Regions from separate parts of the Mus musculus genome. Here regions 1 and 3 are each linked to region 2. A link is a contact called in ENCODE POLR2A ChIA-PET data. All regions are on one chromosome and are shown on one strand. The core of a region is the stretch at or near the end of the contact, and the rest is flanking DNA. Distances in the headings are between cores, read along the strand shown.

Region 1 (4,099 bases), core at 100-2,599, 180 kb before region 2:
GTGGGTTAAAAAAAAAATCACAGTCCCGCATCTGAGAATCACCTTTCTTTCCCATTTCAAAATGAACAGAAAAGTTCAGGGCACATCTTAGGATGACACGCACATTCGTGACACCCAGAATGAATCTACAGGTTTGCTGCAATCCTCTGCCGCTCTTTTGACAAAACCTCAAACCGCGTGGAAAGCAGAATGAATCCCATGAACTGAATGGATCCTGGAGACATATGGCTGACAGGCAGCTGGGCTGAATGCAGACCCGAGATTTATCCGCCATCAAAGGAATCGATAATTAAAATGGAGCTCACCTCCATGCTGGGTTTTTTTTTTAAAGTCTAACTACAGGTTTCCCCAAGTTTGCCTAAAATATATATTAAAGCTTAGCATCCATAACATAAGAATATTCATTAGTAATTGTACCCTACCGATCACAAGCATGGGGAAAATTCAAAAGGTAGGGGAAACACACCCACTCACATAATTAGGACATATGTTTACTTAATGTTCCTTTCATTGCTATTAGAGGGAACACTAGCTCAGCAAATCCAAATCACAATGTTTTAACTGTTTCAATATTGTAGCCATAGACCCCAGTCGAGGTGTTTGCCAGCAACCCAGAACACACCCCATTAACAGGGGAGAAAAAAACAAAAGCAATTCTTGCTTCTAGTGGCTTCTTTCTCGGGCTAAAGACAGCTCTCTGGAAAAGGCAGCCTCCAGATCACCTCCCGGGAGCCGGGAGAACAATGAAGAACGTGTTGATCCTGCCTCTTACCTTTTTTCCTTTCCTCTTCCTATGAGCAGGCTTGGCGGGCTTCTCCTTTGGCTCTTCACTCATCTTTCCTTGAGATCAGGGGAGTTGAGACGAGGCAGGAGATCACCTTCCGTGTTCCCACATCCAAACCCACGGCAAAGAGTCACAGCATTGAGACCAAAGTCCATTTAGGGAACTCCCCAGGCAGAGCGGCTGCTTCAAGCCAGCCCTGGCTGCTGTCACGGGCAACTCAGCTCGCCTCAGGGAGGAACTGGGTGTTCTCTCCAGCAAAGCCCTGGTTATTCCTCCAAAGAAAAATCAATATTCCAACCCTTTGTTTTCTTCCTTCCTTTCTTCCTTCTTTCTTTTTCTTCCTTTCTCTCTCTTTTTATTTGTTTTTTTAGCCAGTCGTTACCCCGAGAAAAGATCTTGACAACATTTCAGGGCTTGCTTCTCCACGGTGATTCTAGCTTGGAAATGGTGAGAGAGAGAAAGGGGGAGGCATACGTGCATGTGCGCTGCACACACACACACACACACACACACACACACACACACACACACACACAGGAATAAGCTAGACTGCTGACGAATCTCTGAAGCGTCCCAGGGGCTGGCTCACTGCAGTTTGCAAGCTGGGAAGCCAAGCCGAATGTAAATGCTCTGAGATCAAGCCTCCAGAGGACACATGTGTTGAAAGCATTGGGTATACCCAGGAGGCAGCAGTGGGGGTGGTAACGAGAGATCGGGTTACTGGTTCGTGAAAACACACACACACACACACACACACACACACACACATTCTCTCTCTCTCTCTCTCTCTCTCTCTCTCTCCCCCACCCCCAACCCCAACCCCATGATTAAAAACAATAAAGAGACCTGTTACTACAGAAGACAAAGCTGGATTCTTACCCAGTGAGGTGGTTTTTGTTGTTGTTGTTTGTTTTGTTTTAAAATGTAATTAGCAAAAAATAAATAAAATAAAATAAAATAAAGTTTGCAGATTGCCTAACCAAAGCTATGGACTTCTAATGAAGAATCTGTCACACGGAGCCCATACCTAAGTTGCCAGTACCACATTCAAGCTTTGGTCATGAATATATCAAACCAACCATGAAAAGGAGCCCTCCAGAATATTCAAGAAATCCAAAAGGTTCAGCCCCTGGCTTTTTCTGTGCCAGAAACATCCTGTGCTCCTGGATAAGGCACTCAGGTCAGTGCAGGTCTCTGGCCACATTACAGCCACCACAGGGTCCCCAAGCACACAGAGGCACACACTCCTGCTCTGGGCCACCAAGATTTTGAGAGGTCTCTGGGTGACTTCACTCCTTTGTGGAAAGTCTCCAAAATGGTCCACGCATCGGAACACAGCTGATTTACTGTCGGGTGTGGTCGCTTAAGCATCTTTGGAAAGTGTTAGGAATCCATTCTTGTTAGGAAGGAATAAGGTTCTGGGTCCCCCCCCCCCAATCCCGGCCAGATCACCTTTAAGATGGAAGCAGGTCCCTTGAGCTAAAACACATGTACACTAGGAAGGGAGGAACGAGCGGGAATCCAGAGAGGAGGCTGGCTCAGGGAAGTGGATTTTAATTAATATGATCAAAGACATACAGGAGCGTAAATGAGACCCAGAAGGCCAGTTTTCAGTGAGGTACATGGAGCTATTTAATACTGGAGACACAATGCTAAAATACTGAAGCCAAAATCACCATTTCTCATCTATCATTTAAGCAGGGTTGTACCTATGTTCAACAAATCTGGACTCCCCAAGCGCCACCCCCCTAAAAATGAGTGAGCATGAGGGCAGCTTGAGACAGCTCTGTCATGGACACCAGGGTTACAAGTGCTTGCTCCAGCGACCCATGGAGATCCTGCGCACTGTGGGTTATTTAATGGTTGTTCTGCGGCTGCGCATTACAAACAGTAAACCACCACTCAAAGGCTGGCAGGGAGCATTGATGGCGGTTGCCCCACCCCTCCGTGACCTGGGGGTTCCTTCAGCTTTGAGCAGCTGCTAACCTGTCTCTCCCGTTTCTGCTGCTGTTCTGGAATGTTTCTCTGGCAGAGTAATAAAAGGTAGAAAAACCATTAACACGGTAGGATGGTTCCTTCAAGTTTTTCATTAATTCAGTGCTTGCTCATCTTCAGGACCGGGCAGTCTGGGGAATGATAGTAACGTCCCTGGGTTGATCTGTCCCTGACTGCAGTGAGATGAGCCTGGGCTTATTTGCATTATGCTCTGAGGGAGAAACTATGAAGTCGGTGCTTTGTATGAATTCTCCATAAACTGAACTATCCATGCAGGTAAAGTCAAGTCTGAATATCCCATTTAAATCTTCAACTCTTCACTCGACAAGCCACAGAGATAACCTACCTGCTCTGTCATTTTACCAGAGTACTACTGACATTTTAAAAAAAAATTTTTTTTAGAAACTTATTTTATGTGTACGAATGTTTACTTGAATGTGTACCGCATGCATGCAGTGCATAAGATGGCCAGAAGAGGGCGCCAGATCCCCCCCTCAAACTAGAGTTATTACAGGTTGGGACCCACCATGTGGGTGCTGGAAATTGAACCCAGGTCCTCTGGAAGAACAGTCGGTGCTCTTAACTGCTGAGTCATCTCTTCAACACCTTCCCTTCTAAGAAAAGTCTTTGTTTATGCCTAATGTCCTGAGTGTAGGATTAGAGAAAGAATGGAAAGAAGAGGGTATTGGATGAGGTGGTCCACAGATAAACAAACACTGCCTGCCGGGCTCCCAACTCTACCAGTGCTGTGAGATCTTTGAGCAGGAGCATTTCGCCAAGTGGGACAGCAATGTAACACTCAGGATGGGGATTTATTCTTCTCTTTAGGCTTGCACTGATGTCCCATTTTTTCTGTTATTTGCTACCCTTTGAAGGGTTCCATTAAAGAGACTTATAAAAACCGCTTATCCAAGCATTGCAAAGATACCCACACTAAGCTATGTTATCAGGGGATCCTGGCAAAAAGGAGGCTGGTGGCTGTAATCTCTTGCTTTCGCTTTACTGTGCAGAAAAATGGATGCTTTAATGACCGATTAAAAGAATTCACCTTGATGAGATCATTCTTTCACAATAAACATTTTAAAACTCAAAAACAAACAAACAAACAAACAACCCCAGAGCCTAGAATTTATTCTGCTCACTCCAGGACAAATGCCATGTTTTCTCTTATATAAAAGGTGGGGAGGGAGGCAAAGAGGGACTTCAGGGAGGGAGAGAATGGAAAGAGACAGTGATGGAATTTATATAAAATGAAAGCAGCTTGGAGGAGTAGTTGGTGGATGGACAGAGACCACCAAGCAAGGGCAGGAGGGTGTGTGC
Region 2 (3,839 bases), core at 906-3,405:
CTCATTATCCTCAGCTCTGTCATGCTGCTTCACTTTTTTTTTTATTAAAAAGGGTTTATTTTAATTATGTGTGTATGTCTGTGTGTGTGCACATGTGTGTGTGTGTTGTGTGCATTCGAGTACCTATGCAAACCTATGGAGATGAGAAGACAGAGTGGACTCCCTCAGAGCTGGGGTTACAGGCATTTACAAGGATGCTGGGTTTGTTTTGTTGGTGGAGGGATCTGAACTCCCATCTTCATGATTGTGCGCAAATGCTCTTAATGGCTGAGCCATCTCTCTGGTCCCACACCACACTGCTTCATTTTCTTGAGGAGTTGAGAATCTTTTCAAAGTGGAGCACAGCCTCTTTGAAGGATGTGGTCTGAGGGTGGTGGCAAGATAGAGCTTTTGGTGTTGACTTAGAGCCGATAAAACAGATGACATTTTGTTTGTTCATAGATTTGTGAAGGTTTGATTTCTAAGGAATATTTAACATTTAAAAAAAAGATTTATCTATTTGGTATACAGTATTCTACACACATGTATGCCTGCACACAAGAAGAGGGCAGCAGATCTCATTATAGATGGTTATAAGCCATCATGTGGTTGCTGGGAATTGAACTCAGGACCTCTAGGAAGAGCAGACAGTGCTCTTAACCTCTGAGCCATCTCTTCAGCCCAATATTTAACATTCTTATGTGGAGATATGTCAAAACATTTAGTGTGTTATCATTGTATACATAATGAATACATAAGTGTATAATCACAGAAACAGGCTGGCATTTTTTCTTTTCAGTTTTGAGGGTGTCTTTCAGTGTTTCATTGGTTCCTATCCTCTTGTCTTCTTAAGGTACTTTAAATGTGATCCTTCTGCTGGCTGCTAAAAACTCATTGAAAAAAACATAATCTGCAGGAACACGGGAGAGCTGGAAAATACATCAAGTTACCTGACACAGACATAGAGAGACAGACACTTCATGTTCTTTCTCATAGGCGGATCCTAGCATGTAATGTTCATATGTTAGTGTGTATATAAGGTTCCAACTAGAAAGGAAAGGCTGCCCGAGTGGGGGGGGGGATTAGAGTCATGGACATGGTGATAGGACACAGAGGGCTATGGGCTTGGGGGCGTGCAGTTACGAGGTGCGGGGACTAGGGTTACTGGGAGAAGGGATGAGAAGAATTAACACAGACCAATATTGTCTGAAAATTCCATAGTGAAACTTAATATTATATATATACATATATTAAAGGTGTGTGCCACAATCCTCAGATATATATATATATATATATGTATATATATATATACACACACATATATACACACACACACACATATATATACACACATACATATGTAAACTAATATATTATATATTAATATTATATATTATTTATATTATCCCAGCTTAATATAGAATTTTGAAAGGCATAATCATAAAGTAATTTTAAATGTTAGCAATAGCCAGGTGGTGGTGGCAGCACACGCCTTTAACCCCAGTACTCTGGAGGCAGAGGCAGGAGGATCTCTGTGAGTTCAAGGCCAGCCTGGTCTACAGAGCAAGTTCTAGGTCAGTCAAAATTACACCCAGAAACCTTGTCTCAAAACAAAACAAAATAAAAGTAAGAAACTCTTTTTTTTTTTTTTTTTTTTTTTTGGTTTTTCGAGACAGGGTTTCTCTGTATGTGTAGCCCTGGCTGTCCTGGAACTCACTCTGTAGACCAGGCTGGCCTCGAACTCAGAAATTTGCCCTGCCTTTGCCTCCCGAAAGCTGAGACTAAAGGTGTGTGCTACCACGCCCAGCTAATAACAAGCTCTTGATGTAGTGGTACTGTCACTTTGGTGGCTGGCTATCTAAATTCAATGCATTTGAATTGTGTTAGTCTTGGAGGGAAATTACACACAGAAAGGTAGCTGGAGAAAAAAGAGAATAGATTAGACTGTCCAGAAACAACAGGACGATATTGGAAGGAAAACAGAGCTCAAGAGTCAGTTGGCGCCCGCCCTCCTGCAATTCCTCTGGCCGCGGTTTCCGCTCCCTTTCGCGCTCTGCGCTCCCAGGCAGCCCCGCCCAAGCGTAGCTCAGCTCTGATTGGCTCCTTTGAACGTCTACGTGCAATCGGATTGGCGGATCCCGGGAGCTTTACCGCGGCGAGTTTGAAACTGCTGGCACTCGGCCTCTAAGCTCCTGGAGTTGCTGCGTCCGCGCAGTCCGGAACTGCGGTGTGGCCCCAGCCGGGACAGAGAGGTATGGCGTGAGTCGGACTGGGTGCAGGCTGGGCCTGCGGGGGCTCCACGGGATCTGGGGGTTCCCCCGGGGAAGGGCAGGACATCCATGTGAGCCTGGGGATCCCTTGTGGACGGGTAGGGCCTCCACGTGAGATCTTGGTCTCCTGTGGACGGGTAGGGCCTCACCTAAGTCCGGGATCCCTTATGGTCGGGCATGGCCTCCCTGAGCCCGGGGTCTGGGGTACCCTATGGATGAGCATGTCCTCATCTGAGGCCAGGGTCCCCTATGCAGGAGCATGGCCTACCTGAGCCTGGGGACACTATGGAGGAGCAGGGCTCACCGGAGCCTGGGATCCCTATGGGGGGGGGGGGCAGGGCTCACCCGATCCAGCGGTCCCTTATGGAAGGGCAAGGCTCACTTGAGCCCCGGGTCCTGCGGACGTGCAGGCCCCTACGCGAGCTCCAGGTTCCTGCAGACTGGATGGGCCTCGCTGGAGTGGGCCCGGGTGTGGGCGGGGTGCCAAGTTATGTCCCAGGCCCTGTTGGCTGCCAGTGTGGAGCTGGGCTGCACCAGGCCAGCTGCCTTCGGAGGCCTTAAGTCGGTACTGCCGGAGAAACAGACCCGTGGTCGTTTAAAAAGCTTATTCCTACCAAGGTGCAGAACCAAGAAAGTGTAGGATCGTTTATTTTTAGTTGCCTGTGCTAAGGCCACAGACTGTACCCAGGCAAAGAAGGAGAGAGAGGGAGAACCGCGGATGCCTTCGCGTCCTTGATCGTCTTAAAACATAAATACCGATGAAGGTTCTGATGTGCGGGCCACCATCGCCTGCCCCCAACTTGGATACACTGGGCAGCTTTTAACAGCAGGCCCGGGAGACTGGAAAATGTTGGAAGGAAATAAGCCCAGCTTTCAAGACATGTTAACTCTTTGCTGTCTGTGCAGAGGTGGTTGAAACGTTTAATGCTCTATAGTTATATTAAGTCTCTGTATTGAAGAAAGGGGGTTGGGGGGGGATGCGTTGAAATTTCCTAAACATAATCTCCATAGTTGAGAGTCAATCTTATGTGTCTGAGAATCCCCAGGGTTCAGTGGGATGCCTGGCAGGACCCTTGGACGGGTTTACATTTTCCTTCTGAATTTTTATCTGTTGAGCCGCTGCCTCCTTGTGCAGTGCCAAGAGCTGGGATTCCTGGCTGTGCCCCCACACCCCATGGAGTTGATTTTACTGTGGAAAGAGATCTGTAAGGAACAGCTCACGAGAGGTCAGCCATTCCTTGATGCTCATTCATAAGGATCTTGTCACCCGTGGCAGAGGGCTTTCAAGGAGAAGGCACACCTTTTTCCTACCATTCTTTGTGAGCCAAGAAATTGTTTCTCCCTTGTTCGTGATATTTTTCAAAGCATGATTAGCAAACACACTGTCTTAGCGTTGTTGGGATGAAACACCATGACCAAAGCAAAGGAACTTGGGAAGGAAAGGGTTTAGTTGTCTTGTACTTCCACGTCACAGTTCGGCCTCAGAGGAAGTCTGGACAGGAACCTGGAGGCAGGAGGCCATGGAGGGGGCTGCTTCCTGCCTTCTTTCACATAGCTTGCTCAGCCTGCTTTAAGAACACAGGACCCTAT
Region 3 (3,721 bases), core at 365-2,864, 140 kb after region 2:
AAACCCAGACCCCCATTGATTTTCAAATATGATCCAGGAGTCTCATCAAGAATCTTGTTTAATATGATAATTGACTGCTTGCTTCCCCTGTGGGGACAACACTCAGATGTTACTGACAGTCCAAAGATTGAGTTTGTCTAATGGGAACCACTGGTTCTCATAGGCGTCCCAAAGATCACTGAAGATGAAATAATACACTGAGTCTCAAAAGAGTGTTTAAAAGTGAACTTATGAGCCTGTTGGTGGCTTATTATCTGCCCTTGGCCAAGCTGAATGCCTCTGGAAGCATGGCATGGTTTGGAGTCTCTTGTATGTTTTTATGGCAGGTAGCACAACCTACAGAGAACCTCATGCTGAAACCCCAGGCTGAGTATTCAGTAGTTTCCCCAAAAGCACAGACCAGGGAGATTCAGTCAGGATGTCTCCTCTGCTTGCTACTATCTAGCGTTTCCCAGCTTTCTGTAACTTATCAAGCTTAATGCATGCCTCCACCCCCAATGCCCCAGCATATGTGTACAGGCAGTCCCAAAGGCGCAGCTCTTGTGCTGACGTGCAAAGCCAACTCAGAACCCTGTGCTTGGCTCTCCCTCCTAACTTTTCTGGCTTGTCTGAGTCTAAATATTGACTTTGCTCCTCCGTTGAGTAGTTTGATATGGGATGGAAACCCCACGGCCAACAGTGGAATCAAATGTTATATATACATTTTTTACACAGTCTTGCCTTCCTTCCACTTTTTTGGGGGTGGGTGTGAGTGTGGATCTCTTCTGTGTCTCTCCCCCTACCCCCTGGCTGTGAACCTAGCTGAACACTTAAGTTGAGGTGTGTGCAAGCCCCTCACAAGGCAGCGTGTATTGTTGGCACAGCAACTCACAACAGACTCCCTAGACACAGGGCTAGGGGGGAGGGGAGGGAGAGGGGCGTCATCGTGCATCCAAAGACACTGCTTGGGGCAGGGCAAACACCCAAGGGCTCAGAGCACCCTGCTTCTCGCGTCCCAAGTTCCCCACCAGAGTCCTTCGAGGAAAAGGCGCCTTTCCCCGGGGGCGCGGCAGCACCCGGCCCTGGTGCAACCGGACTGCTAAGGTGCCTGTTGTACGTGTTGTCTGCCGCTACAAGTTAGGGGTGCGGCCGGGGCGGGTGCTCTTCCACATCTCTTCAGCTCACTCCTCTGGGAGGGGACTGTCCCCCCGCATCCCTTCAGCTCACTCTCGCAAACGTTGCTGGGGGAGGGTGGGAACATGGGCCGGGGTCCCCACCTGCCACCCGCGAGGCAATCGGGAGCTGGTGAGGGTGCTCCGCTGCTCACTGGGACACTCAGCACGACACAGCCACCTACCCTGCAGCCGAGCGAGACCTGGCTCCCTCCGCCGCTCAGCAGCGGCCCCCGCCGCGCGCGCTCGCGGGGACGCCGGGACCCTGCGCACCGCGCGCCACCCGCCCGGCGTGGCACAAAGGCAGCATGGCCCAGCCGCACCCGGCCGCGTCCGCGTCCCGGCGCAGGCCACGGGACTCGTCCCCAGGTCGCTGTCGCCGCCAGCCCTGCCCTCCTCCCGCCCCCTTTCCTGGCCAGGCGGGGCACCGGGCGGAACCCTGCGCCCGGGCACGGAGCGAGCAAAGCGGTGGCGGCCTCCGATCGCTCTCTCTCTCTCCACCGTGACGTGAGCAGCCTTGGCGGCTATTTATAACCACACGATTGGATTTCATTCATGAAACCAGGGCCTGGTGTGTCTGAGCTGTGGGACGCGAGGTGGCGAAGGTGCTGCGGCTGCACGCACACCGGAGGGGCCTGGGCTCCAGGGCCGGGATCAGCGTGCGTCCCGCTACCCCGGGGACCCGGCCTTAAGCCAAGCGGAGATCAGAGCAGGGCAGGGTGTGTGCGAGCTGTCCCCGCGCCCCCTCCCCGCAGCATCCCACCCACTCCCGAACATCCGCTGGCCCTCAGTCCTGGGCTCAGGAAAAGTAAGTTGGGCCACTAACCGGCTGGGCAGCATAGCTTTCTTCCCCCTAGGAACTGACCGGCCGCGGACTCCGAGGGAGGACATTGGCTTTTGTTTCAAAACCGAGCCCAGCTGCTGACTAAGCGCTGCGCTGGCCCAGCCTCCTCCCCTGGGCGCTGCACGTGCGGGCTGGCTCTCCCCCTCCTGGTCACCTTCCCCTGCACCGGGCTCAAGGGGTCCCGGCAGGGGGCGGGGGGGGGGGACGCCCAGCTTTTCCCCCCACCCGGTCCTCCCCACCCCCACCTCCCACCCCGAAATCAGCTGTTTTAGAGAGGCTGGGGGGCGGGGGGGGGGAGCTGAAACTGATTTCGGCCTCTTCTGGGTCTGCAGGAAATCTTGGAAGGGAAAACCAGTTTCGGGGACACTGTGGACTTTCAAGCCGATTGTGAGTTCTGGGGGCAGAGTTCTGGTTACTTTTCACGGATCCGCAGAAGAACTGCCTAGGTGCCTAGGGGTGTCTGGCATCACGCGATGCTCTAAGGAGGTGACAGGGAACTGCAACTAACTTGGCTCCTGTCCGCAGGGAACTTTCAGTCCGCCTTCTCAACTGCCTGTTAGACTGGGCTGTGTAATCCGCTCACTCTAGTCCTGCAACGAGACGAGACAGCTGGCGGATTAGGATGTGAATGCCTTCAACTAGGGATGTGCTACGTTTATAAAACCCTTCTAAAGGCTGACATGGAGCACACAAAAAATGGCCACGCTACATCCTTGGCCTCCATCAGTTCTTAGCTAAGGCCTTGCCAGCATCTCGAAAGGGTGGGAAAGATAGATAGCCGTATTTTACTGTGAGGACGGTTACTTAGGGCTATCCTTCAACTTCCCTTAAAAAAATGAATAGCAAACAAAACCCTCTCTCACAGTAACGCCTCCGTCCCTCCTTTTCAGGAAACCACATTTGGTTTTCTTAGATGGACTTCTCTTCCTCCCCAGGATCTCTGGTTTCCAGTCTCTTTGGCAATTTCCTGCCCCTCCCTTAGATCCTCCCATAGCTGGTCTCCAACTCTCGCTATGTTGCCAAGGCTGGCCTTGAACTCCTGCAACCTCGGCCTTGCAGGTTTGTACCACCAACAGGCTAAGCAAACGAAATGTTTTTAAATAAGAAAATGTTGTGCAGGCAACCTGCGGTATTTAAGCAATCCTTAATGTACTGTTGTGGTTGGAGATGGGGTCATCAAGGCCATAACCTTTTGATGCTAGCAAGAGAAGGAAGGAAGAAGTCAAATTCCCGTGTCTGAGGAGTTCAAGGTGGATCGTGACTGAATATGGTCATTTGCTTGGCAAGGGGTAGACTCCCCTCAGCCTGCTTTAAAAGGACACCATGTTGAAAGACTCAATCAATAGATACTCTCTCCAGGAATATATTAGGGAAAGTTAATTAACCCCGTTGTTGCTAACTAGCTACTTCTCGGCAAGTCAGTTCTTTTCAAACTACCTTGGGGCACCGAGGAATAGAACAGTAACTAAGAAATGGGAACTTAGAAACTAAGAAATATGTATTGTGGCCCCAAGTGCAGCGGGGAATGGCTTTCCTCTCTTTTTTTTCCTTAAGATTATTATACCACCACAACTGATGAGGCAGGCCATTGGAACCATTTTACAGATGGGGTAACTGAGGCAAGGGCAATTTGCATTTTTTCAGTATTGTTAGTGGTTGACTTTTGTGCCCCAGGGTCATCGAGGGCTGGCTTTATTTTATCACTAACCTTTGTTGTAACATCCGG

What was found. ChIA-PET counts read pairs that join two places held with the same protein, here RNA polymerase II (POLR2A).
Region 1: POLR2A ChIA-PET joins it to region 2 with 11 read pairs in Patski. The contact joins the promoter of Ank3 here to the promoter of Cdk1 in region 2. POLR2A ChIA-PET finds 5 or more read pairs at or near these places in 2 of 5 experiments (Patski and embryonic stem cell).
Region 3: POLR2A ChIA-PET joins it to region 2 with 15 read pairs in Patski. The contact joins the promoter of A930033H14Rik here to the promoter of Cdk1 in region 2. POLR2A ChIA-PET finds 5 or more read pairs at or near these places in 2 of 5 experiments (Patski and embryonic stem cell).

What each region holds. Positions count from the first base shown.
Region 1 is chr10:69,530,958-69,535,056 of GRCm38, reverse strand. It overlaps Ank3 (ankyrin 3, epithelial), which reads right to left and starts at 1,349. Exons shown (of 43, transcript NM_146005.3): 1 at 773-1,349. The coding sequence starts at 835. Gm51806 (a long non-coding RNA gene) reads right to left here and starts at 767. Exons shown (of 2, transcript XR_003949008.1): 1 at 1-767.
Region 2 is chr10:69,351,228-69,355,066 of GRCm38, reverse strand. It overlaps Cdk1 (cyclin-dependent kinase 1), which reads left to right and starts at 2,155. Exons shown (of 8, transcript NM_007659.4): 1 at 2,155-2,231.
Region 3 is chr10:69,210,991-69,214,711 of GRCm38, reverse strand. It overlaps A930033H14Rik (RIKEN cDNA A930033H14 gene), which reads left to right and starts at 1,614. Exons shown (of 2, transcript NM_001331193.1): 1 at 1,614-1,959; 2 at 2,328-3,721. The coding sequence starts at 1,707. The coding sequence ends at 2,386. It overlaps Rhobtb1 (Rho-related BTB domain containing 1), which reads right to left and starts at 1,518. Exons shown (of 11, transcript NM_001252637.1): 1 at 1,337-1,518.